Linked DNA regions of Homo sapiens: region 1 is linked to region 2. A link is a loop called in an ENCODE intact Hi-C map of the cell type or tissue named here. Cell type or tissue: endothelial cell of umbilical vein. All regions are shown on one strand. Links, peaks and the distances in the headings refer to the core of each region. The heading gives the core; the rest is flanking DNA. Region 1 has its middle 230 kb from the start of DGKB. Region 2 has its middle 140 kb from the start of DGKB.

Region 1 (12,407 bases), core at 3,501-8,500, 89 kb before region 2:
AAAGTATCCAGGAGTTTCTGAGGAAAACGTATAAAAAAGTAATCGTTCCAGTAGACATCATTCAGAAGTTTCTGAACTGCATTGATGAAAAGAATATGCAAAGCTTTCTAGAGATACAAGTTACCGACAAATGTGTAAGAAATATCAGAAACCATGAATACTTGAAGGCTGTAGAAGAAGGCTTTCAAATTCTAAGATAAAATAATTTTGAACCTAGGCTTCTATAACCAGAAAATTCACAACCAACTGCGGAATGTAAACAAATAAATCATTCTCAGACATGCAAAACCAGAGAATCTTACATCTCTGGAATATCTTATTGGCATCTTATGAAAATAGGATTTGGCAAGCCAAAGAATTAAACTAAGGGAGAAGAAGTCATGGAACCTAGAGAACAGTCTTTAGGCTAGAATTTCAGTGTAGGGAAACCTCTGTGGAACACCTGTATAGCACATCTAGAAGGTAAACCATCCCACAGGAGGATTCTGGAGGGGGAAAACTTGACAAGAGATAGGTAGTGGAAGAAAATAAAACCAAGAGACTCTTAAATACGCACGCGTGCACACACACACACACATACACATCACACAACAATAAAGGCGGTCCTATTAGGAATTAATTGCTGCCGTATACAGCAAAAAAAAATGTGGCATAAAACAATTTATGAACTGTAAGAAAACACGTTATTTTTCCTTCATGCAGAAAACTTCAATTTTCAAGTGCTCCAGAGACTGAGATTTTGGACCCAATGGAGAAGGAGCATAATACCAACACACTATTAGTGAAGAATGGAATCTTAGTAATAATGTAAATGCTCCTTTTAAAAAAAAAATACAGATGTTAGAGTCAACCAATGCTAAAGCAATGATGACTCAACTGCAGAAAGGAATGTGGGTGTAAATACCTTGATTATATAAATGGAATAGTGCAGCTGACAGTAATTAGGAGATAAAAAGCAGGGAGGAAAGGTGCAAGAAAGGGTAAGGGAGCTTGTAGCCCTTTTTTACAATGTGACACATCAAGATATGATACTAGGCCAGGCGCGGTGGCTCATGCCTGTAATCCCAGCACTTTGGGAGGCCGAGGCAAGCAGATCACCTGAGGTCAGGAGTTCAAAACCAGCCTGACCAACATGGAGAAACCCTGTCTCTACTAAAAATACTAATTTAGCCTGGCGTGGTGGCACATGCCTGTAATCCCAGCTACTAGGGAGGCTGAGGCAGGAGAATCGCTTGAACCCAGGAGGCAGAGGTTGCAGTAAACTGAGATCACACCATTGCACTCCAGCCTGGGCAACAAGAGCAAAACTCCGTCTCAAAAAACAAAAAACCAAAAAAAAAAAAAAAAGAAAAGAAAAAATATAATATTAAATGTTGAGAAAAACATAGTTGTTTCATTACATGACTAAAAAATACAAAATTTAAAAATGAACATTTAAAATAATAAGTAGCAAGTATTTGAAGAAAGACAGCTGGAAGAAGGGAAAGTAAAAGGAAAAAAAAAGTCCTCATCTTTCCTATGGGAATATTAATGCATTTGTTTAAAGTTGGAATATTGTCTAAAGTTGACATATTAAGAAATAGAGGAATAAGCAGATTATCTTGAAATATGAAGATGAATACCAGAAGAAATTAAAACAGAAACATTTAAGAGTCCTCTGAGGAATAGGACTTTGGTATCAGATATAATTCCTTCTTATCCTAAGTTTTTATTATTTGATATACTACTATATTAATGAATATTTATAAAACTACAGATTTTACAGCAGTATTATGTGATTTAAATATGCAGTTTTTGATTTAAAACAACCCTTTTCATTCATTTTCTAAGCTAGCCTGTTTCCAAACATTGAAGACAAACTCATAAAGTCAAAATATATGGCTGTTTCATTTATCATGGCAGATGTTACAGTCATGAAGAGAAGTCACTGGATGCTAATTTGAGAGGTGATGTTCTCCACATTTAGAGGGTGGTGGATACCTTGAACAGAGAGGCAGTTCAAAGATTCTGATCAGCTTCGATAGCTTCCCGGGTTCCATTTTCAGAATGAGTCTTTGTTATCATGCTAAAAATTCTCTTAGCTATCAGATTGGTAGAAAAAACTATAGGCACACGTATATGCCACACACACGCAGACACACACACACACACACACACACACACAAACTCATATAAATAAATTTTGATTAGCTATGTTATTGTTCTCCACTTATATGCATATACTTGAAATTATATATTATATGTGTTATATATATTATATATCTAATTTAAAATTTACTTATCTACAAATAATTTATTCCTGGAATCAGATGGATAGTAATTTAGTTTTTTTAATATCTGTAATCTTGAAATAAGGAGAGTTACCATGGAGTGATATATTCACTGAAAATATGTGAACGTCATTCGTGTGTAAACTAAAAGTTTCCACTGTTGACTTTATTAGATTTAATTCCCTAGTTAAATTGCCATTAGCTCTCAGTTACGTGTATGTGAAGTGTTTTACAGAAAATCTTTTATGTTCCCCAATTTCACTATCAAACTGCTTTCTTCCCCTTCCTTCCTCAAAAACCCCAACTCCACTGTTCACAACAGCAAAGGCGTGGAGTCAACGTAAATGCCCATCAAAGGTAGACCAGATAAAGAAAATGTGGTACATATAACCATGGGATACTACATAGCCATAAAAAAGAAAGAGATCATGTACTTTGGAGCAACATGGATGGAGCTGGCAGTCAATATCCTAAGCCAACTAATTAAGGAAGAGAAAACCAAATTCCACATGTTCTGCCTTTTAAGTGGGAGCTAAACTTTGGGTGCACATGGGCAAAAGGAAGGGAACAACCAACACCAGGGCCTACTTGAGGGTGGAGGGTGGGAGGAGAGTGAGGGTTGAAAACAATCTATTGTGACGTATTGCATACGCTCAGGAGTTTGAGACCAGCCTGGACAACATGGTGAAAACCCATTTCTACAAAAAAAAATTACAAAAATTAGCCAGGCATGGTGGTGCATGGTGCACACCTGTGGTCCCAGCTACTCAGGAGGCTAAAGTGGGAGGATCACTTGAGCTCAGTAGGTGGAGGTTGCAGTGAGCCAAAATCATGCCACTGTACTCCAGCCTGGGTGAGAGAGCCAGACCTGTCTCAGAAAAGAAAAAAGAAAATAAAATACCTATTAGGTACTACACTTATTATCTGGGTGAAAAAATAATCTGTACATCAAACCCCTGTGACATGCAGTCTACCCATGTAACAAACCTGCACACGTACCTCCGAACCTAAAATGAAAGTTAAGAAATTGTGTTCTCAAACTCTCGATGGTATTTATGATATAGGGACCATAACAGAAAGGTGTGCAAAAGTTTATGTGCTTAAGAACTGGAACAATTGTCAGAAACAGTATATTTGGGAAAAGAAGCCAGTTTGGAGGCAAAGATGAGGTGTTCAGTTTCAGATCCACGGCATTTGAAGTGTTGGTGAGCTGTGTGAGTGAACACTTGGCTGGCAGAACAGCTGACTTGTGTCACTGCTGGACGTTCTCACCTCCAACTCTCACCTGGGTTGTGGTAATGTTGGATTCTGGTGTAACAAAGGCAAAACAGTTACTAATTTAGTTTTTGGGATTATAGGCTTGATGATGTCACTTTTCCTATATATCACCATCCTCTGCGTAGCTTCAATTGTTTAAGTCCACTTTTATACTTCAAAAAAAAATCCTAGCTCCTTTGACTCATATATCTTTGAATTTATTACTTACCTATTTTTATTGATGCCACTGACTTGCCTCTTGGTCCTTATCCCTTTTTCACTGATGATTTTAGCCTCCAGCTAATGGTATTCTCTCTCCATTCTATCTCTTCCCTGTTGTCTTCCCTCCCTACTTCCTTAGAGTCCATGATCCGTACAATAACTACTCAACTGAAACCATTTCAGCACTTTTGCCATCTTCCTTTATTGTCTCCACCTGTTCAGTTGTTGAAAACAATTGTCCACTTTCATTTTGTCTTTACCTGAGTAGCTGGATATTGCTACAGACACTTACACAAAAGGAACAGTTACTGTCCTGAAGTTATGCCTGCAATTCCTAAATAGGTTATTGCACTGCTTGTCAATCATTTCCTAGCATACTCTTTCCCACTCTCATACAGGATTATGTCACATTTATTCTTCCCTCCTCAAACCTTCTCAAAAAGCTAAATAGCTAATTTGACACAGCTTTATAGATAAAATGGAGTAAGTTACAAGAAATGCTCAATTTCCCAGTAAATGTAATTGCTTACCATATCTAGACTCATATTCTTGCCCTTCTCAGTTGTTTTCATAGTGAAATGGTTCTGTCAAAGGTTGACCATTATAACCGTGCTCCCCTCTTGCATCCCTCTTGCCTTTCTGAAGACTTAGCACTTGTAATTGTGAGCTTTTTCTCCTGAATTCTTCACATGTCCCTGAATCAGATCATTCTTAACAGACAAATAAGCTGTAATAACTCCCTGTTGTAAAATGAAAACAAATAAGGGAAAAACCTTCCTTGACTTCACATTGTCTTTGTCATTTATCTATGGTTTAATTTTCCCTCCTTAAAATCTGAGTACAGTCTTCACTGCCTTGATTCACATTCTATTTTCAGCTCACCCCAGTTGATCTTCAGCCACGATCACTTTCCCAAGATTTTTAAATTGATGTCACAAGTTGCCTCCATGTTGTTAAATCCACTTTGCTTGTATCACCTTCCAGGCCATTATTTCCCTGTCACTAACAAGAGTCAACTCATTTGTTTATGCCTTATTGGAATGGAGATAAGGAGAGGGAGAAAAAGCACTGAGGTTTGTAAGTTGGAGCTGTGCTGCCCAGGAGTTAGTGTCATCCCCTCAGAGACACCTTCACTGACAATTGTACCTAAAAGGAAACTTGCAACCCTAAGTCACATCAGATTTTTCTGTTGTCCTTATAGCACTATTAGCTGATATCATTTGATTAGTATTTGTCTTCCCACACCATCAGCTTCATAAAAACTGAATCCCAACTCTGAGAGTAGTGCCTGAAATATTGAAGTATTTCATTTAAATGCTAACAATAAGTTGTTGAATGAATTCATGAATGCCTAAATAAAGTCAACACTTTTTATACTCCTCTAATATCAGCGAACACCAGAGTTGTCTTCTTGTAATTTTCATTTGATGTCCTCCAGGTAATAATTCCAGTGCTGCATGGTATCTTCTGTGTGGCTCTTCAAATCCCTTATGCACCCATCTCCACTCCTCTCTGCCTCAGAAGGCTGGCCTGTATGCATGCAGCTACAAGTGTTCTAATTCCCCGCTTTCTGATAAGATTTGGACAATTGTGAGTCCAGCAGGAGCTTGGAGGCAGACAGGAGAGTGGATTCAGAATTTTTATCACTCTAGATCCTTCTCTGTGGGGTTGCCTTGGGCTGGTTGCATTTCCTCAACTCAGGATTGCAGTTGTTCTCATGGCAGCTTGCTCTACCCAGCTGTCTCCTTTTGGCTTCCATGTGTGCCAGGAATTACTCCTACCTTGTTTGTGTGTGTGTGTGTGTGTGTGTGTGTGTGTGTTAATTTCTTTGGCTTTTTAAGCCTAAGTGTGATAACAGCTTTTCTGTTACTAGGTCTTTCTCTACATCTTATCCCTACATTTATAAATTGCCCCTTTAATGAACTAGCCTCCAACTGCCCTGTTTTGAATATATCATGTACTATTTGTGGAACACTGAAAAATGCAGGATAAAAACAAATTCTGCTAAGTAGTCAAACAATTTATGTAATCTTCATCCACAACTTGTGCCATAGTCTAGGCAGAAATGATTTCAACTTATCTTTGGGGTGTCCACGCCATTATTTCCCTGTCACTAACAAGAGTCAACTCATTTGTTTATGCCTTATTGGAATGGAGATAAGGAGAGGGAGAAAAAGCACTGAGGTTTGTAAGTTGGAGCTGTGCTGCCCAGGAGTTAATATAATTTAAACCAGTTCTGGAGTCCAAGGGATGACTAGCATTACATCCTGTTATATTTTAAGTTATGGAGCTCTAACTCCACTTTGCAAATAATTCAGCAACTTTATGCCCTTCCTAAAATACTGCTTTATTCGTCAATGATGAAAACTGTTCTACAGATCAACAAGATTCTGTATGTTGATGAAATCATTGTTTAAACCGAGACTCCTATGAGGCTATGAAAAGAACGCCTCCTTCTGATATATGTTTCCAAAGTTGCCTCCTGTTTTACATAAGTGGTTTCATGCACACACACACACACACAGAAATACAAGCAAAAATTTGAAACAGAATGATATAGCTATTGGCAATTAGAAGCTCAAAAGTTTTTGAAGCTTAATAAATTATTCTGATCTTTTAAAATTCTTTTTCATAAGCCAAGGTTCTATGTTAAAGGAAGTTAATTATTTCAAACAATAGAGCAGATGGAATGCTCAAGAAAAAAATGAAAAGCATTGCTCATGTATTACTCACTCCTGATAAATATCTTTGTATATATACATAGCACACACATAAATGCCAGACATATCACTGAGATTAAAGTGATGTCATCATTTCAACACTGTATTTTCTCACTTCTGTATTCCTTTAAGCAATATTTTAACAAACACAAAATATTCTTCACTATAAAACCAATAGCAAAGTGTATTAATTCTAACAATTATATAGCTAACATAATTTAACTATTAATATCCTAATCTGTTCCCCTATTTTCAATCGTTCCTTTCCTTGTCCACTTCTTGTGCTGTAGTATTCTTTGCCACATTTTATAGCAATTAGAGAACCTTTTTGTGAAATATCGTAATAGAACAATGTTTTAAACAATTTCCAGGGCTTATCATTTTTAGGGGGCCTGAGTGGAGAGTGAGGAGTGGAGAAAGATGTTGAAAATACGCTATTAACATTCAAGAAAATGTCTTGTTCTGGAAAATTATTTTTAGTTCTAGGAGAGAAAAAAGCAAAACAATAACAAAAATAATAAAAATAGAATTTGACTATTGTCAGAAAAAAAAAGGTGGGGTAAGTGAGAGATTAAAAGACATGACACTTTGAAACATGAAAGAAAAAAAGGAAAATAAATATTAAGAGTTCTGAAATATAATTATCATAATAATTTGAAAATCATTACTCTAAACAAAGCTGGGTGGACAGAGAGCAATTTTAAATATATTTTATGCTAACTATAATAAAATAAAACTATATTTCTAGTTTGATTCATATGCCCAATAAACTAAGATATTAAAATTGCAAAGGGGGAGGAATCGCATGTAGCACTTTGCAATTTCCTATTTCTGGAACATATGTCCTAGACCCCCAACTCTTATACAATACAGGCTTTCTAATTCTCTCTTTAAATTAAACCCTTGGGATTACTCGAGCATGGCTGATACACTTAGATAATATCAGGCATTTAATACACACTATGTGCCTTTGATTTACCTGACAAGTGACAACAAGGCTGTATTGAGTTAAGCAGGCCCTATCACTAAATGAATATTTGCAGGATCTGCCTGTGGTTATTGTCATACCAGAACAGAACTCTTGTTCAATATCCTGTTTGGGAAGCAGTCTCCACCAGATGCTTCCAAAGCAGGGCAAAACCACCCATAATGCAATTGGATGGATATGAAATTCTCTACCCCTAAGGGAAAATACTTCATCCTGGCCCCAGGTGGTGGGCCACTAATACTTTGTTTGTATTCCTAGGAGAGCTGTTGTCTTTAAAGAATATATTTTTAAGTGACTCTTTAGTAATATGGACTTTACCTTTCTAACACTGATTATTTTTCTGTGATTATAAGTCACAACAATGGGAAATACTAAATTGGTCAGAATGAGTTGCCTTTCCTTATTTTTCACACAAAAAAGATTCTTTAAATGTGATGTGAAACACATAGAATTATCTTCCTATATTTTATTCATTTCTGATTTCCTATACATGTTCTCTGAAATAATTTGGTAAACTACATGGTAGAAATAAAATGGATTTATGTGTTAACTGAGAAGCTGGATATACAACTGAACAATGGCCAGGCACTATAAGTAAAAGAGAACACTAACCTACAACCCTGTAGCAACCAGCCCTGGAAACCGAGCAACAACTTCTGCAGCAACTAATTTCAGAAGTCAAACCACACTTATGTAGCAATCATACTTTGATGATTGACTTGGTCCAAGACTTCAGCTCACCTGTCCTTTCCCCCTCTCTTACCTGCCCACAACTCAGGATCAACCAGTGAAAGCCAAACATGCTTCCCAACTAATCACATAGGATGCCCCACTTCTAGTAAGCCCACCACCACCCGCATTCAAACAGCCTCCAATTAGGAGAAACCTGAAGCCTTTCCTTTTTTCACTATAAAGCTCTTGACAACCCTGACTGCCTTTGAGTATCTGCCAAATGTGAGCGACATTGGCTGACTCCCTAGCTATAGCAAAGTGACATTGGCTGACTCCCTAGCTACAGCAAGCTCTTAATAAACAGGCTTTCCTCATGCTAATTTAAGTGCTGATTGTCTATTTCTACTACATGCTAATGTTCTTAAAGCATATTCATAAGATTTTAGATTACACTTGGTTTTAAGGTACATTTTAAACTGTTTCAAATGATTATTTCTGGGGCATAGATTAGATGTAATGGGTAACTTTCTTTTTTCTACATATGCACATACACATACAGATATATATACTTATATACTTTTACTTTATATATATTTTAGTTGAGTATCACTGATTCCAAAATTATTTATAAACAATAAGAAATAATCTTGTCTTCAATTAGAGAGCTAAGCTTTATGTAAAGAACTAAGACAAATTACGCATTCAAATGAATTATCACAAAGTCCATAGCAAGCATATAAACAACAGTTTTATAGGCACTGATAAGTGACTACTAATAAAAAAATAAATTAAAATTTGTTTTAGAAAAGTAATTCACCCAGCATATCTTCTATTGTACTGGTGACTTTGGGAAATTGAAGAGTTTGTTCAATTTCATTAAATTCATCTCTTCCTTTTCTTTCTTTCTTCTCTCCAGCTGTATGGAGATATAACCACAGCTGCTGCTTCTTTGTCTACCTGGGAAACCAAGCACGTCTATTATCACACTCGTTTGGATTGGTGCCACCTGTTTTCTCCTCTGAAGGTGTCTGCCAGAGTAGGAAGCACTAGTAACAAGAGGCAAACTTGGGTGGCACTGGCAGGGTTCAGGGCAAGAAAGGCAGGACTGATGCTCTAAACAGAGAGGAGGAAATAAACACAAAATTCAATATGAACCTTGTGGTTGTATATCCAAACTACAAGCAATGGCTCAGAACTAGGGAAATTATATGAATATGGATGGCAGGAATTGAAGGAGGGAGGGAACAAACATGTCACTAATGGAGAAAGGGGTGAAGAAAACACCGTAAATTCCTGAAGATATGGGAAATAAACATGAAATCAGATGGATTCTAAAAAAAGCTATTTTTACTACATTTCCAAAACTCAAAAAATAATTAGAAGTTAAATTTACAACCACAGAATAAAATATTTAAAAGCCTTTATAGAACAATGAACATGTGATTTCATTAAAATATTGACTTAAGAATATTGCTTAAATAGAAATATAAAATCCAGTTGCAGATAATTTTAGAAAAGCTATTCTTAGCAATAATTCTACAGTAATCCCTCAATTTTAATCTATGAATTTTGTTATGGGATGATTTAGACTTCTTTATCTAGACTAGCTAAGTGAAGTATTATTACCTGATCTTTGAAAGGAGACAGTCATTAATTTGGAACGTATTTCCCTTGGTATCTTCTATTAGAGTGAATTTAATAAGCTTGCTCTCAATGTCAAAAGATCTTGGAGAACTGTCAACATATACTAGATAATTTTTTTCTGAAGATTTATTTACGTATTACTCGTTAAGTTCTAAGGTTGAGAAAATTTTTGTTATTTCAACACAAAAGGCAACAATGGTGCCATATTATAAAAAGAATACCTTGGCAACAATGAGTCTTAAAATCATTTATTTATATGTGTTTGTTGATGAAAAGAGTCAAACTCTGTAAAATATTTTAGAGATTAATTCTGAGCCAAATATGAGTGACCATGGCCTGTGACACAGCCCTCAGGAGGTCCTGAGAACATGTGCCCGAGGTGGTCAGGGTACGGCTTGGTTTAATATATTTTAGGGAGGCATGAGACATCAATCAAATACATCTAAGAAATACATTGGTTTGGTTCAGAAAGATGGGACAACTCAAAGCTGGTGAGGGGGCTTCCAGGCTGTAAGTAAATTTACACATTTTCTGGTTGACAATTAGCTGAGTTTATCTGAAGACCTGGGATCAATAGAAAGGAAATGTTTGGGTTAAGATAAAGGATTGTGGAGGCCAAGTGTTGTTGTGCAGAGGAAGCTCTCAGATAGCAGACTTCAGAGACAGCAGGTTGTAAAATGTTTCTTATCAGACCTAAAAGGGTGCCTGGCTCTTAGTTGATTATTCCTTGGATCTGAAAAGGAAGGAAGGAAAACAAGGGGAAAGAGGATTCTCTATAGAATGTGGATTTTTCCCACAAGGGACAGCTTTGCAGGGTTATTTCAAGATATGTCAGAGAAACGTGCTTTGGGGTAAAATATTTTGATTTTCTTCCTTGGTATGCCAGAGTCAGATTGAAAAGTAAGTCACAATATCCACGGTTAAATAAAACCTTTCTGATGAGAATTTATGGTTTGTAGGGCATGACTCCCCAGACCCTTAGACAGGAATTGGGGCAAGATTATAAAAAAATCAGAGCTTAGTCCGCAAGTTTATTTTTCACTTTTGGATTTGATCACTTGAACTTTATTTCATAGGTAACTATCAGGAGTACACATTCTTTATTTCCCATGATTACAGGCAGTAATAGAGCACAGTAAGGGGCAACTACAATAACTTAATAGTTTTTAGCCAATAATCATGCTCTATGATTCATATAAATTTGGATGTGATTACATTTCTTGCATATTTTTTAACTTCACAGTGTAGGCTCCATTATACAAACACCTCATTTATATTTAAAATGTTACTAAGATAATGTTAGCATTGGCTTTATATAAAAAACAGACTTAAAGAGTTTAAGTATTTTTTATGAAAATATACAGCTAGTAGGTGGTAATGTCTAAATCAGAACCCAAGTCTTCTCATTTCAAACTGAGTGTAGTTTCTATTATGCTATGTGTGTCTCATCTGAAGGAGGCTTCTGTGTGCCTAGCTCCTAGCTCATTTTGGAGTAGACTGTGGTACTTCACCAAATGCCTGAAGCTAGTTACAAGCAATCCTAGCATTTGAATAGCATTCATTACTAATTAATATACTATTAAGTACCTGTTAAGTACCAGGTGCTGTATTTGGTGACTTACAGATATTTTCTTTAACGCTTACAATGATTTTTAAATGTAGGAGATATTTCTCTATTACATAAGAAAATTGAGATTCACAGAGACTAAATAATTTGTCTAAACTCATATAGATGACAGAGCTAGGATTCATACCCATGTCTATTTAATTTTTGCTTGTTCTAGGATCTGCTCCTTTTGAGATAGAACACCTTCTAATTTTTATGTAACTATTGTTGAATCTTCTTTCTTGATTCTTTAAGGACCAATCGATTGGCTAGTTTACTTAAGGCCTCTTTTTTCTAAGCTGATGGTCATATATACGTATTGTCTGGAAGAGAAACAGAAGACACCTGGTAAGCATAAACACTATTGCAAGAGTGTTTAAAAAAATAGAGAGGATTGCCACAGGAAGAGAGTAATAATAGCTAAAGCATTCTGTAGATGAGGCAGAGGCATACTTCAAAAAGTTGGAAGTTATTTAAAAAGTTATTACTCTATGATTTTTATATCAAAATCAGTCACATCTTAGCATTAAGCTATGGGGCTCTTGGTAGTAGTCTGAGTAGAAGCCTACCTCCACTGCACTTCTAGCCACAAACTGCAGACTGCAAACCTCACTGGTCATTCTGTGAGTAGGGCACAGAAGAGGGAAGAAGGAAGTCACAATTCCAGCCTCTGTGCTCTGAGGGCAAACTCTTGCCTTCTGATTAAATGTTCAACATTTCAACTGGAGAAGCAGCTATCAAATATCTTCTCAAAGTGAACAAACTGCATAATACTGTTTGCATGGGTTATAAAACAGACAAGAGCTTGCACATACAGGTATCTTGGTTTTGGATGCGATGAAAAATACTCCCAGTAGGTGGTTCCTAGCTCAACTGTCATTTCTTTTCTGAAGGCATCCCATTCCAAAAATACTGTTTTAACCTTCCCTTTTTTTATATGTTCACATTATTTCATAAATTTGTTATAAAATTTACCAAACTCTCTTTTGTGACTGATTTCTGTGTCCCCCCTCTATGTTCAGCCATTA
Region 2 (12,407 bases), core at 3,919-8,918:
AGTTCATACAATAAGATATTATTTAGCCTTAACAGAGAAGCAAATCCTGTCATTGGTGACAACATGGATGAAGCTGGAAAACATTATGCTAAATGAAATAAGACAGACACATGACAACACGATTCCATTTATACGAGGTATCTACAATAGTCAAACTCAGAAGCATCAAATGGTGAATGCCAAGGACAGTGGGTAGGAGGAAATGGGGAGTTAGCCAATAAATAAAAGTTTCTGTTATGCTAGATGAGTAAGTTCTAGAGATCTGTTGTACAACATCGTGCCTATGTCTAACAATACTTTATTGCACACTTAATTTATTAAGAGAGTAGATTTCATGTCAAGTGTTCTTGTTTTAAAAAAAGGCAAAAAGAAACATTTGGAGGTGATGTATATGTCTATTTCCTTAATTTTGGTGACAGTTTCACAGGTGTGTGCATATGTCCAAGTCATGGAATTGTATACATAATTTATGTGCAGTCTCTGAGAGAGAAAGAGAGAACCCAAGCCTAAACAGGAACTGTGCCTAGTTCCTCTGAAAAGAAGGGTGGCTTGGCTGTGGACCTTATCTTTGGGAGGAGGGGTCAGAGGAGAATTTGCAGTTAGGACATCGTGGCATACCTATTTATTCTCTATTTTATATTCAGCGTTTTTTCTTAAAATTATAGGAGTTGTCATGTTTAACTTTAGTGGAATCTTCAATTATAACTATAATTTGAATCCTAGTATTAATTAAAGCTGTGAAGGTTTGTGCAAAATGCTATTAGTGCATTTTAGTAGATGGTAAAGTTAATTTGGAACCTATGTTGTAGAGGTGCAAAAGCTAATCAACTCCCTTTTATATTTTTGTTGTACAAATTATTTTAGTAAAGTTTGGATTTCCAGTTGGGTCAATGTGTGCACCTATTTTTTCTAGTTTTTTTGTTTTCTCCTTCTTTATCGAGGTTTCTTCCTCCTTTCCCCTCGTCTTTCATTCCTTCCTTTCTCTTTTTGTTGTCCATGTTTGTCACTGTATTTACACGAGTGTGTGTGGGGTGCAGGGTTCCTTTCTACTCCACTCATACTGATAAATGTATTCCTCCAGAGAGCCTCAAATCAGTATCATTGTGGTTAGAGACTTCTTTGGTGGCAGTAGTTGCTTTATAGGGATGAAGGACCTCGAGCTTAAGTCAAACTAAAATGAACTCTTATTGTGCCTCAGTGGTGTCTGGGGTGTTTTCCCTAATACCCAGAGAATCAGGATGTTTGTTGCAAGAGAGACAAAGGCAGCAGAGTGGCACAGTTAGAGTGCTGGGCTCATAAACCAGATATTGATGCACTGTAACCATCTTCTGCTATGGCCTCGCCTTTTCTGCAGTGCAGGCTTCCTTTTCTTCCTCTCTTTTCTCTCTGTACACATTCCTTCAGAGTATTTTGAATTTCTAATCACATAAATCATGACTTTTAGTTTCTATTTCTGTCTGATTATTCAGGGTGCAAAGTGCATTGTGGGTGGTTACAGGGAAAAACCCAGGAGCCCAACAGTTGCCCTCATGAGTGCCTCCCTCCTTCTCCAGGGAGTGCCAGTCAATCTTCCCAGGTAAGAGCTTCACAGTCATAATTTCATTTTGTCTTGCTGGGGGTGGCAGCCATCGAGCTTGTGACTGCAAGATTATTCCTTTGGTCTGCTGGTAAGCAGCACTACTAAGCAAAGCCTAGACACACTGGCTAGGGGTTGTGCATTCTCCTTCCCCTTTTCTCATCAGTGTCTGCGCCACAGGTTTCCATGGTTGGGCACCTCATTACCCTGGGAGGTCAGGGAACAACACAGGACAACAGCAAAAGAAGCAGAAGCACCGAAGATGAGCAAAGCCACTACCCTTGCCTGAACATCAATGGCTCACATTAGGCAATGAAGTGCCACACTTAATTCTCTCTGGAGTGGTGGTCACCTTCATTCACACAAGCCTCACAAAGGTCCATTACTGGTCCTATCCCCACCTATCCACCATCCCATTCTGTTGGGCCATTCTGTTTGTAATGCCAATTGATATGGCTGTCCCAAACTGCCACTGACCATCACCAGGACAGATGCAGTGAGCAAAGAGCTCCAGTCTGTCCTCTGTTTAGTGGGACTCAAGCACAGGTTAGTCAAGGCCCTGTGTTATCACTGCCTTTCTGACTTGCCAAACATGTGCTCAGTCTGACATTAGGCTATGTTAAGGTATAGTCAATTAATAACAATTCTGGTCTTAGGGAGAAGAGTGTTTTAGGGTGGGAATTGATGGAAAAACTCAAAAAAGGTAACAAACTGCACAGACAAAAGCATAAACCGACCAGTAATTGGCGATTCTGTCTCTAAAGGCTTCACCGTATCACAGAACAAGTTAGTTAGCAAAGAACAGTTAATTAAAGCTGACCAGGTGTCCTAGGTTATGGTTGGGCCATCCTGTTCATTATGCCAATTGTTTTAATTGCCTCAAATTCTTCCCATTGGTGCGGGATGGATTTCACCCTAGGGTTAAGCAGATGGCCAAACACATGCCACCTGACACTGGACAGATGCGATCTACAGCACTTTGTTAGTCACGTATACTCACAGCCTGTGGGAGGAGGACCTGCTTGCCACACAGGGTTTACACTTGGGAATGGAGTGAACAGGCAGGGTCTGTGGGAGGCAGGCTTTGTAGTATCAAGAAGGTGAGATGACCCCTTGTTTCCACTAAAGGATGTGATTGACCTGTTTGAATAATTCCGTGGGCTGGCAGGGAAATGAAATCCCCTATTCAGAGATAAGCAGGAATTCTGCCTGGTCCCCTAGACTAGGAAACTTATAGAAAGGGGAACTTGCAGTTAAGCCATGCAAGTCTTTATTTTACCAAAATGTTATGACGGCACATATGAATAGTTTTTTGGGTCTTATATCTGGGTCCTGCACCACATATATGTTCTGTCCATTTTTGCTGAATATATTTTGAAACTCTGTTCTTAGGTACATTAACATGCATGTCTACTTCCTCTTCTTGAATCATGGATCCATTTATCATAAATATTTGAAAATCATATATTTGATAGGGGATTTGTATCCAGAATGAATAAAGAAACAAGAAAAAGACAAATAACCAAGTTTAAAAATGAACAAAGGGTTTGAATAGACATTACTCCAAAAAGAGCCAATAAGGACATGTTCAACATTTGATTAATCACACCAATGCCAATCAGAATCACAAGGAGATATCAATTCACACACTCTCGGGTGACTATAATCAAGAAGAAAAAGTACTAAGTTTTGGAGAGGATGTGGAGAAGTCAGAACACTCATAAATTGCTGTGAGGATGTCAGACAGTGCAGCCACTTTGGAAAACACTTTGACAGTTACTCAAAAGGGTATGCTTAGTTAGCATAAAACCAAGCAGTTTTACTCCTAGGTATATACCCAAAAGCAAGGGGAAAATATATGCAAACAAGAACTTATACATGATTGTTAATAGCAGCATTATTCATATTAACCAAAAAATTGAAACAATCCAGCTATCTACCAGCTGATATATATATTAATAGTTAAATACAATTTGGTATATCCATACAATGTGATATTATTGGGTAATAAAGAGAAAATAATTAGTGATACATGCCATGACATAGATAAACCTTGAAGACATTAAAATGATAAGATTCCAGTCACAAAAGATCATAATTTGTATGATTTAAATTAGACGAAATGTCTAGAATAGGGAAGTCCACACATTTGGAAAGTAGATTCATGGTTGTTTAAGTTTGGAGGAGTTGAGGATAAATGGGGAGTGACCGCTAATGGATATGGGGTTTCTTTGTAGAATGATGAATATGTTCTGAAATTGACTGTAGTGATAATTATATCACTCTAGAAGGATACTGAAAACATTGAATTGAGTACTTTAAATGTGTGAATTGTATGGTGTGTGAGTTATGCCTCAATAAAGTTGTTATATTAAACAAACAGATGCCTGCCTCTCTACAAAGAAAACAGCAGACTAGAGGACTTCATTGGTAAGTCAAGAAGTACCAAATTTACACAAGATATTCCATGTGATAGAAAAAAAAAAGAGTACTCAAACATATTTTATGAGGCCAGCATAATATTGATATCAAAACTGACAAAGGCTGTGAAAGAAAGAAAAGTTGCAGGTGGATCTTCTCATGAACATAGATATTAAGATCCTTGCCAACAAAATCCAAAACATAAAAAAGGCATAATACATCAAAACCAAGTTGGGTTTATTTCAGGGATACAGGCAGATGCTAACAGTCAAAAATTAGTGTACTTAAAGCCCCTCCCAAGTGCTGGCAGACCACTGCACATGCGAACAGCTCACCCAAGGAAACATCCAGGGAGGAGAGACACAAATCTCCAGAACCATGCCGGGAGGAGAGACACAAATCTCTGGAACCACGCCAATATATAAAACCCCAACTAAAGGGCTGAACAGCACACTTGGATCTCTCAAGTTGCCCGATTGGCTCTCTTCCAACTGTGCTTTACTTCATTTCATTCTTGCTCTAAAACTTTTTCATAAACGTTCAGTTCTGCTCAAAAACTTGCTTCGGTCTCTCACTCTGCCTTATGCCCCTCAGACAACTTATTTCCTTTGAGGAGGCAAGAATTAAGTTGCTGCAAACCTGTGTGGGTTCACTGCTGTTAACACTAACACAGATGTTTTATTAGGATTTATTTTTGACATTTCAATAGGTTTTCTCAAAAAGATCATAGAAAATTCCAAGTATTCCATCATCCATCTTGACCTATGTATTTCATTATTATACAGTTGTTATCTAAAAATATGACTGCTGCACAAATTAATTTTAGAATCATGATAAAATTCCTGATTCTCAACTGTTGACTAATGGTCAATAGAATAACAAAAGATAGAGTGAAACTGTCTATATTCTTTAAAAACATTAATGACTTTCCCTGGTTATTGGGAGCTTTTATTAACATGAGCTTCACACTAAACATTTTTTCATGGCTAATAGAATTAAGCATCTCATATTTTATAAAACAAAACTTTCAGTATAGTATGTCTAATTTGTGTACCTATTGATTTAAGCTTTGGAATTTACTATGAATACAGCCAAATATAAGTGAGCATATCCTGAACATTATGAAGTGCATTTATGCATTTTTATGAATCGGCTGCTTTCTTAGCTGGTTGCATAACCTCCATAAAATTGAATACCTGAAGAATTTAAATAGCAAATAATTGACTTTCCACTCATTTATTGCTACTACTCCTCATTTCTGTTTTCTTGGCACTAAATAACCTAAGCTTAGAAGCATGTATCGAGTAGTTTTCACGTAAATGGAAAATTGACATTGTTTGCTAAAAGAGAGCACTAGCCAGTTATAATAAAAATATTGGACTGCCCTACTTGTTAAATATAAATGTTATATGTTCTCATTCAAACACCCTTTAATATTCTTGGTTCTCTATCTCCATTGTCACTATCCCACTTTAACTCCAGTTATTTTCTTGCTGGATCCATATACAGCCTCCTATCTGTTCTACTTACATCCACCCAACACAATTCCAATCATTTTCCATACAGTAGTCAGAGAGATCCTAATAATGGGACAAATAAATTATGTCATTTTTCTGCTTAAAACTCTTCAAAGTTTGCCCAGTGTTTCCACCCTTTTCATTATCTCTCTTCCACTCACTGTGGTTTTCTTTTAAACAGCTTCTTCATTGAGATAAGACTCTAATGTGTTTGGAGTCTTTACATGTACACTATTTCCTCTGCTTAGAAAATACTTGGTCTTTTACTTCACAACCAGATTAGTTTCACATTTATATTTTATTCTTTATTCATTCAGGAAACATATTTATCATGTACAATGTGCCAGGTAACTGTGATAATACTGGGGAGTAACTTCAGACATGCGCCCTGGCCCTCAACAATACTATAGTCCAAGGACCAAAAAAACAAACAAACAAACAAAAAGCAGCAAATTATTGCACAAATTAACTTGCAATTCTGAGAAAGTGTTCCAAAAGAAAAGCATGTGGTGGTATGAAAACATATCCTAACAGTGTAATAAAGAGATTTCATCTAACTATAGAGGACAAAGAAACTTTCCAGGGAGAAAGGATGATTAGCTGACCTGTGAATGAGTAGCAGTTGACTAGGCAAAGTGAAGGAAACTGCAGCAGGAAGGGTGAGATCAAGAGTGAAGACCTGAATTTCCCTTCCTAGTGGAAGGCCTCCCAGACACCCCAGATGACAACAAAGTGCCCTTGCAAAGTAGATCCCTTGCAATCTGCTCTCCTCTTGATCTTCTCTGTCACGTAGTTCCATTTCATTTTCTGTATTGCTCCCCATCATTGACATTCATCTACTTTGTGGCTTGTAATAATGGCTGTTCCAAGTTCCTTGTTTACAAAGATTAACATCTAGAACAGAAATATACTCCTCTTTCCTTCCCCGACCCCCAGAGGCAAATTCCAGGGAAGGGCATTGATTGACCCTGCTGGGTCACAGGCTTGGGCATTATTGTTGGCTATCCCTGGATTCTGTGATCACTACTGTACCCAGGGTCAGGGCTTTTTGTCAGAAGGTGCACAGGGGAGAATCATGCTGAACAACAAGAAACAATCACTGTGACGATTCTCAACCACACTCAAATTTTAGCCCCCTCCACTAATTTTTTTTACTCTCATTTACTTATTTGAGAGTACTTCACTTTGAAAGGTGGTTCAGTCTTCTTTAAATATTTAGAAAAATGACAAGCTTAAAGAAGTCTAAGAAACCATTTACAATGTGACTAATGTAAACTTTTTTTTTTGTATTAGTAAAGTTGTTATAGTGGAATACTTGAAAGTATATCACATGCTAGAATTCGGAAGCATTTTATAACCACAAGAGAATTAGAAAATTTTAAGCCAGTTGTTTCAGCTTTCATAAGAGCTAAACCTTTTTCTGTACTCACTCATAAGGTAAGAATTGATTGTATTAACTTTTCCATTATACTGAAAATTACGATCTCACCCATGAAAGCCCTCAACACCTGGAAAATTCCTCCAAAGAGGAAATAATGCATCTAACATGGAAATATTTCACCATCCTCGATAAAATGTAATATGGATGAAAATATAAGTGAATAAAATAAACAGTTTATAGTAAACTCACCAAGTTGGAATGTTAACTGTTATTTTAAGAGCTGCCAATCTACGTTGCATATCATAATAAATTCCAGAGTAGAGAGTGGTGTTTTGCTTTATCGTTTGGGATCCCCGGGACTCATTCAAGGGTACAAAGAAAATAAACCCATAGTCCTAAATTATCTATAGTAATATGTTTGTCTCTATGTATGCTAAAATTATATATAGCAACAATTTCATTTAATGAGAGTGAGCATTTACAAATTTATTGAATGCTTACTCTATGCATGGCACTGTTCTCAGTATTTGGGATATGTCAGTGAATAAAGTCAAGTCCTCTGAACTTAAAGAATTTATGTCCTAGAAAGTTCTAGTAATTATTTATATTAATAGTTATGTGAAAATTTCAAAGATGTCTCACAATGTAAGGAGTAAGGAATCTAGGATGGCATGCTCCTCAGACCCTACAAATAGGAATTTATCTTGGAGAAATCAGTGTGTTTCATACACTGGCTTTGATCCAGATAGATTAAGAAATCTGACATTGAGCACATCAAATGGCAGGATGTCTCTCACAGGTAGAATCAATTAGCTAAGTTTACAGACGTCAGTGACTATAACAAAAATACTAATTTATTGGCTTACATTGATAACTATGAAGGCTGTTATTCAGGGACTAAACAACTTTATGCCTTCTTTATGTCTGTAAATAGTTTCTGAGAAAAGCCAAACTGTAATAAGAAAATTGCTTGTAGAGCACGATACTAACAACATTGGAGCTGAAAATAGGTTTCAAATGTTTGCAATATCAGGCTGAACATATATGCTAATGTGAGCATTCTATGAAATATCTAGCTCCAAATTTCTGTTCAAATTATTTTGCCTTCTCTGATATTACCCTAAAATCCGCCCATAGAGAAACAGAGATGCTCATACTTCTCTGTGGCTGATTATAAAAAGAGCACTCTGATTGTCTGATTAGAAACATTATATCCCAGTCTTCCCGTTGATTTTGCCTCAAATCCACCAACTTGGGAAAATAAACGGAAAAACGTGCAGAAAACACACTTGTCTCTGCTTTTGTTAATTGCATGATCTTCCTCCTTCCCAGGTGACCTGTCTTAGCAAACATAACACTGGATTTCAATTTATAACTCCCTTTCTCTAAATAGACAATGATATTCTCAAATGACTTTTTTTTTCTACATGGTAAGCTCTCAGTCTGTGACACTCTCTGTTTCTGGAGTTACTCTCTAAAGCTGCGTTTTATGCAGTCTTAATGATATTCCTCACTTCTTCCCCACCAACCACAAGTATATTATTTTAAACTGTCCCTTGTCTGCTCGCTGTAAACATCTGTTTTTTATTTGTTTGTTTGTTTTGAGACGTATTCCTGCTCTGTCGCCCAGGCTGGAGTGCAGTGGTGTGATCTCAGCTCACTGCAACCTCCGCCTCCCAGGTTCAAGTGATTCTCCTGTGTTCAAGTGATTCAGCCTCCTGAGTAGCTGGGACTACACGTGTGCCACCGCACCTGGCTAATTTTTGTATTTTTATTAGAGAAGGGGTTTCACCATGTTGGCCAGGTTGGTCTTGAACTCCTGACCTCAAGTGATCTGCCTGCCTCAGCCTCCCAAAGTGCTGGGATTACAGGCATGAGCCGCCGCACCTGGCCTGTAAATGGCTCTTTAAAATTGTTTGGCCTTTCATGCTCCTGGTGCATCCTCTGTAGATGAGTTTATTAACTTTCTTACTCATTTCCCCAATTGCTGTGTCCTGTGTCTCCATGAGGAGTTGTAAGTCTGGTTTATATATATATAACACAAAAAGTGCTCCCCACAAAAACAGTGGCAATTGTGCAAAATGTGGTACTTTCAATGAACTGTAACATTGAAAAACAGCACTTATGATATTGAATTACATATAAATAATGTATATACAACAAGACCAATGGTGTGCCTGTTCTTAAGGATCACTCTGAAAATGGCTTCTAATTTGCCATATAACCCATGCTTCTCTAATTAACATCAGGAGATCTGCTTCTCTTCATTGCACGAAGTCGTAATGTCATGACCTATAGGATAAATCTAATTTTATCTTTGGTCATTGGTATGTCATGGAATTACCCAGGACATGTTCCTTTGCTAGTAAAATCATTGCTGCTGAAATATTCATTCGTTAATTCATTCATTCTTTAGTTGGTTAGTTAGCTATTTATGGCAGATATAGAGATTCACCACTAAGATCTTTCTTCCTTCAAGCATTAGACTCATTACCCAGCTGCAAGCACTATAGGTAGCCCTACAGCTTTAACTCGTTCATGGTTTGATGGCTGTCCTTGCCCACTCCTGCTTCTTCTTATTCCCTTTCCCAGGTGTGTTTGCCCAATATAACTTTTGTAGTCCTAATTTCAGTCAGTATCTGTTTCCAGGAGGATGCAATGATACTAGAACTGAGGTTTTTGAATTGGATCACTTAGTGCCTAACTGGGAATGAGAACCACATATCGAGTGAACTGTGAGTTATGGATAGTCCCCAGCTCAAGCTTGCAGTCCAACTGCTAACATTTCGCCATGTCACTGGTGCAATGACTCAGGTTATTAAAAATGCAGAGAAAACAATGCATACAAGGTAAAAAATGGAATTTGTTATTAAATTTCATTGCTAACCTGCAGAAAGATACTGAAAAGCTAAAAACTGTGAATACTTGAAAACTAAGTGTAAAAGCCAGGACCCCTAATATTCTGCAGGGACAGAAAATAAAAAGCTAAAGACAAACTCAGAATTTAATAGAATGGCCAAGCTTGAATGACATTTGAATATTCAGCTAAAGCAGGTCTATTATGCCAAAGCTATGGCTGTGATTGAGAAAACCTAGGTCTCTCACACATGGGATCTGGGTAAATGAACCCAAAGCTATCAACTTCCCAGATGTCTCGGAATCATCAGAGACTGTATAGGTGGCCCATCCTTCCCCACTAAGAGTTGTGATTTCCCTGTGTGGGAAGACACTGCAGAAGCCTCTCTCAAGCAAAGTAACAGGGCTAACCTTGTTAGATGGTGAGGGATCTGCCCTCACTATCTGTCCTGTCTTCAAAGCCAGTGGCTAGAAGTAAGTAGCAGCATATCTTAGCCGAGAGCCTGCTACATACCCCTACAGAGGTAGGGGACTCTGTCAGAAGAGCTATAATTAGCTGGCAAGTAGTGGCAGGAGCTGGAGGAGTATCAGTGAAACTAGATTTTGAGAAAGTTTGATAAAGAGGATATATAAAAAGATTAGATAAAGGAGGATTTATTGAATTTGGACCTCCTTGGGATACGCAATTTAATATCATAGCAAGCGCCCCAGCAAATTTCCTCCTAGAGTGGTACTAAAAGCCTGAAGAAAATGATGGTTTTGTTGAACCAAGCTGAAATGTCAGATGCCTTGGCAGAAATGGAGAAATGGATTAAAAGGCTCAGGAAGGTGAGCGAGAAGAGTGGATATATTCTATGTAAAGCCAGATGCTCCACCAAAAGATGACATTTCTGAAAAAGACAGACACACAATTCACCAAGACCACCAACAATGCAACGGTAAAAAGGACACTAATATTACTAAGAAATTCAGTGATGCCTCTCCTTTGCACTTCCAGGGCTACAAAAAAGGCTGTCACAGAGTGTGACTCATTTAATAATGATGAGGATGATGAGTTTGTGAAACGATAGAGATCCTGTTGTGGTGCTTAATAAATAAAGCTGGGTGTGAGGGGAAGCAGAGGTGTCACAATTTTATAATTATTTACAAGGTTGGAGTGCAGCCTAGGGTATCTGACATTCAGAAAGTTATGGAGACAATTAAGTTAATATGGTGCCCCTGGGGGCAAGACAGAGGGGCTATTAACAAGGTATTGCTTAATATATAGAATCTAAGTAAAGCAAGAATAAATCACAAAAGCACTGTACTGCTAAAATGTAACCATCCCTTGTCAATTTTCCTGGACTCAAACCACTTTTCAGACTTACAACCTGTTGACTGAGGAGATGAATGGTTCCCCAGGAAGAAGGACCCTCTAAAACTGTGAGTAGTATGTACTGTAATGATTCCCGTTAGTGTTTGTGTGTGTGTGTGTGTGTGTGTGTGTGTGTGTGAATGTGTGTGTTTGCTTTGTTGTTCTGGGTTTTTGTTTTCATGTTTTAAAAAAAGCTTTCTTGACCCACTTTTGAAGCTCTGGTCAGTATCCCTTCTTGAGAAGCTGATTTAAGTTCATATGCCAACCACTGTCCTTACTAGGCTCTTAAACTCTGGGCCACTATTCAGTCCCTAATTGTCCCAGAGCCAGATGACAGACAATTAGGGACAACACCTATGATCCAGAGCCTGCAAAATCATTCAAATTAGCCAATCTAGAGAGAGCCCAGAAAACCTAACTAACCCTACCACACTTGCTGTAGGTAAGCTGCCCTGTAGAGCCCGAGCTTGCTGTTACAATGTCACTGGTGCAACCCCCTGTGTGGCTCTTCCTGCAGCCTTGCTTTGTATGAAGCTGTAAGCAACAAAGAGTTCGCCTTCACCTGCAGTTTTATTTATAGTTTCATCTACAGTTTCATCAATGGCATCTGTGGTGTCATCGTGTTGTGTTCCACCATCAAAATTGTCATTAAATCTTATAAAACACCCAGATTTTTTCCAGTGAGACCTATGGAATTTACTAGGGTAACTCCACATGGGGGAACAACGAGTTAACATACATATTTAGCAATCTGAAATGTTATTCTAGTTGGGGGATGAAGGGCTTAGGTAATATGTAGAGTCTGGTTGAGGTTGAGTTTATGGTAGATCCACTGTGTCTATAGACCCAACTAGGGGCCATTTCCAAAATTCTGGAATGTAGAATTGCTACAGACACATACCACAGCTGGAGTAACCACTATATTGGTTTCTTAGCCTGTAGATTAAGGGCTATCATAGTAGCAAAAAACAAGTCGAATTATCTGAATTATACTCCAGCCATTATCTCTATGAGGATATTAGCAGAAATATTTTTAAAAATACCGTGGCAGTTGTCTCTATTATATATTTCCATTACATTAGTAAGTATGGTTTCTGCAGAAGCTAGATAGATCTTCAAGTATAACTAGACTACCAAACCCCTCCAAGAAGTAGACCTGCACCCATGCTCATGTAGTTTATTGCTAGAGCAGATTAATGTGTCTTAGGTATGTGGTACATAGCCACAGATATAGTAAATGAGTTATTTTCTATCCCAATCGGGAAAGGGGATCAGTTTACATTATTACGGAGTATACAGGGC

The links. A loop is a pair of places that touch in the nucleus more often than their neighbours do. Peaks named below come from ENCODE experiments on the same cell type or tissue, not always from the same donor. Only the 100,000 strongest peaks of a DNase experiment are listed, where the experiment ranks them.
Region 1: a loop joins it to region 2, with 3 times the contacts of the local background. A loop is called at or near these places in 1 of 110 quality-filtered maps.

Annotation. Positions count from the first base shown.
Region 1 is chr7:15,124,920-15,137,326 of GRCh38, reverse strand. It overlaps a transcript of AGMO not described here. Among named protein-coding and RNA genes, the nearest start is that of DGKB, 230 kb to the right of the region's middle. In endothelial cell of umbilical vein, for the core only: no CTCF peak of the experiment used is centred there; a DNase peak (open chromatin) is centred at 6,446; H3K27ac peaks cover 2,376 bases.
Region 2 is chr7:15,036,177-15,048,583 of GRCh38, reverse strand. No RefSeq gene overlaps it. Among named protein-coding and RNA genes, the nearest start is that of DGKB, 140 kb to the right of the region's middle. In endothelial cell of umbilical vein, for the core only: no CTCF peak of the experiment used is centred there; DNase peaks (open chromatin) are centred at 5,683 and 6,063; H3K27ac peaks cover 1,381 bases.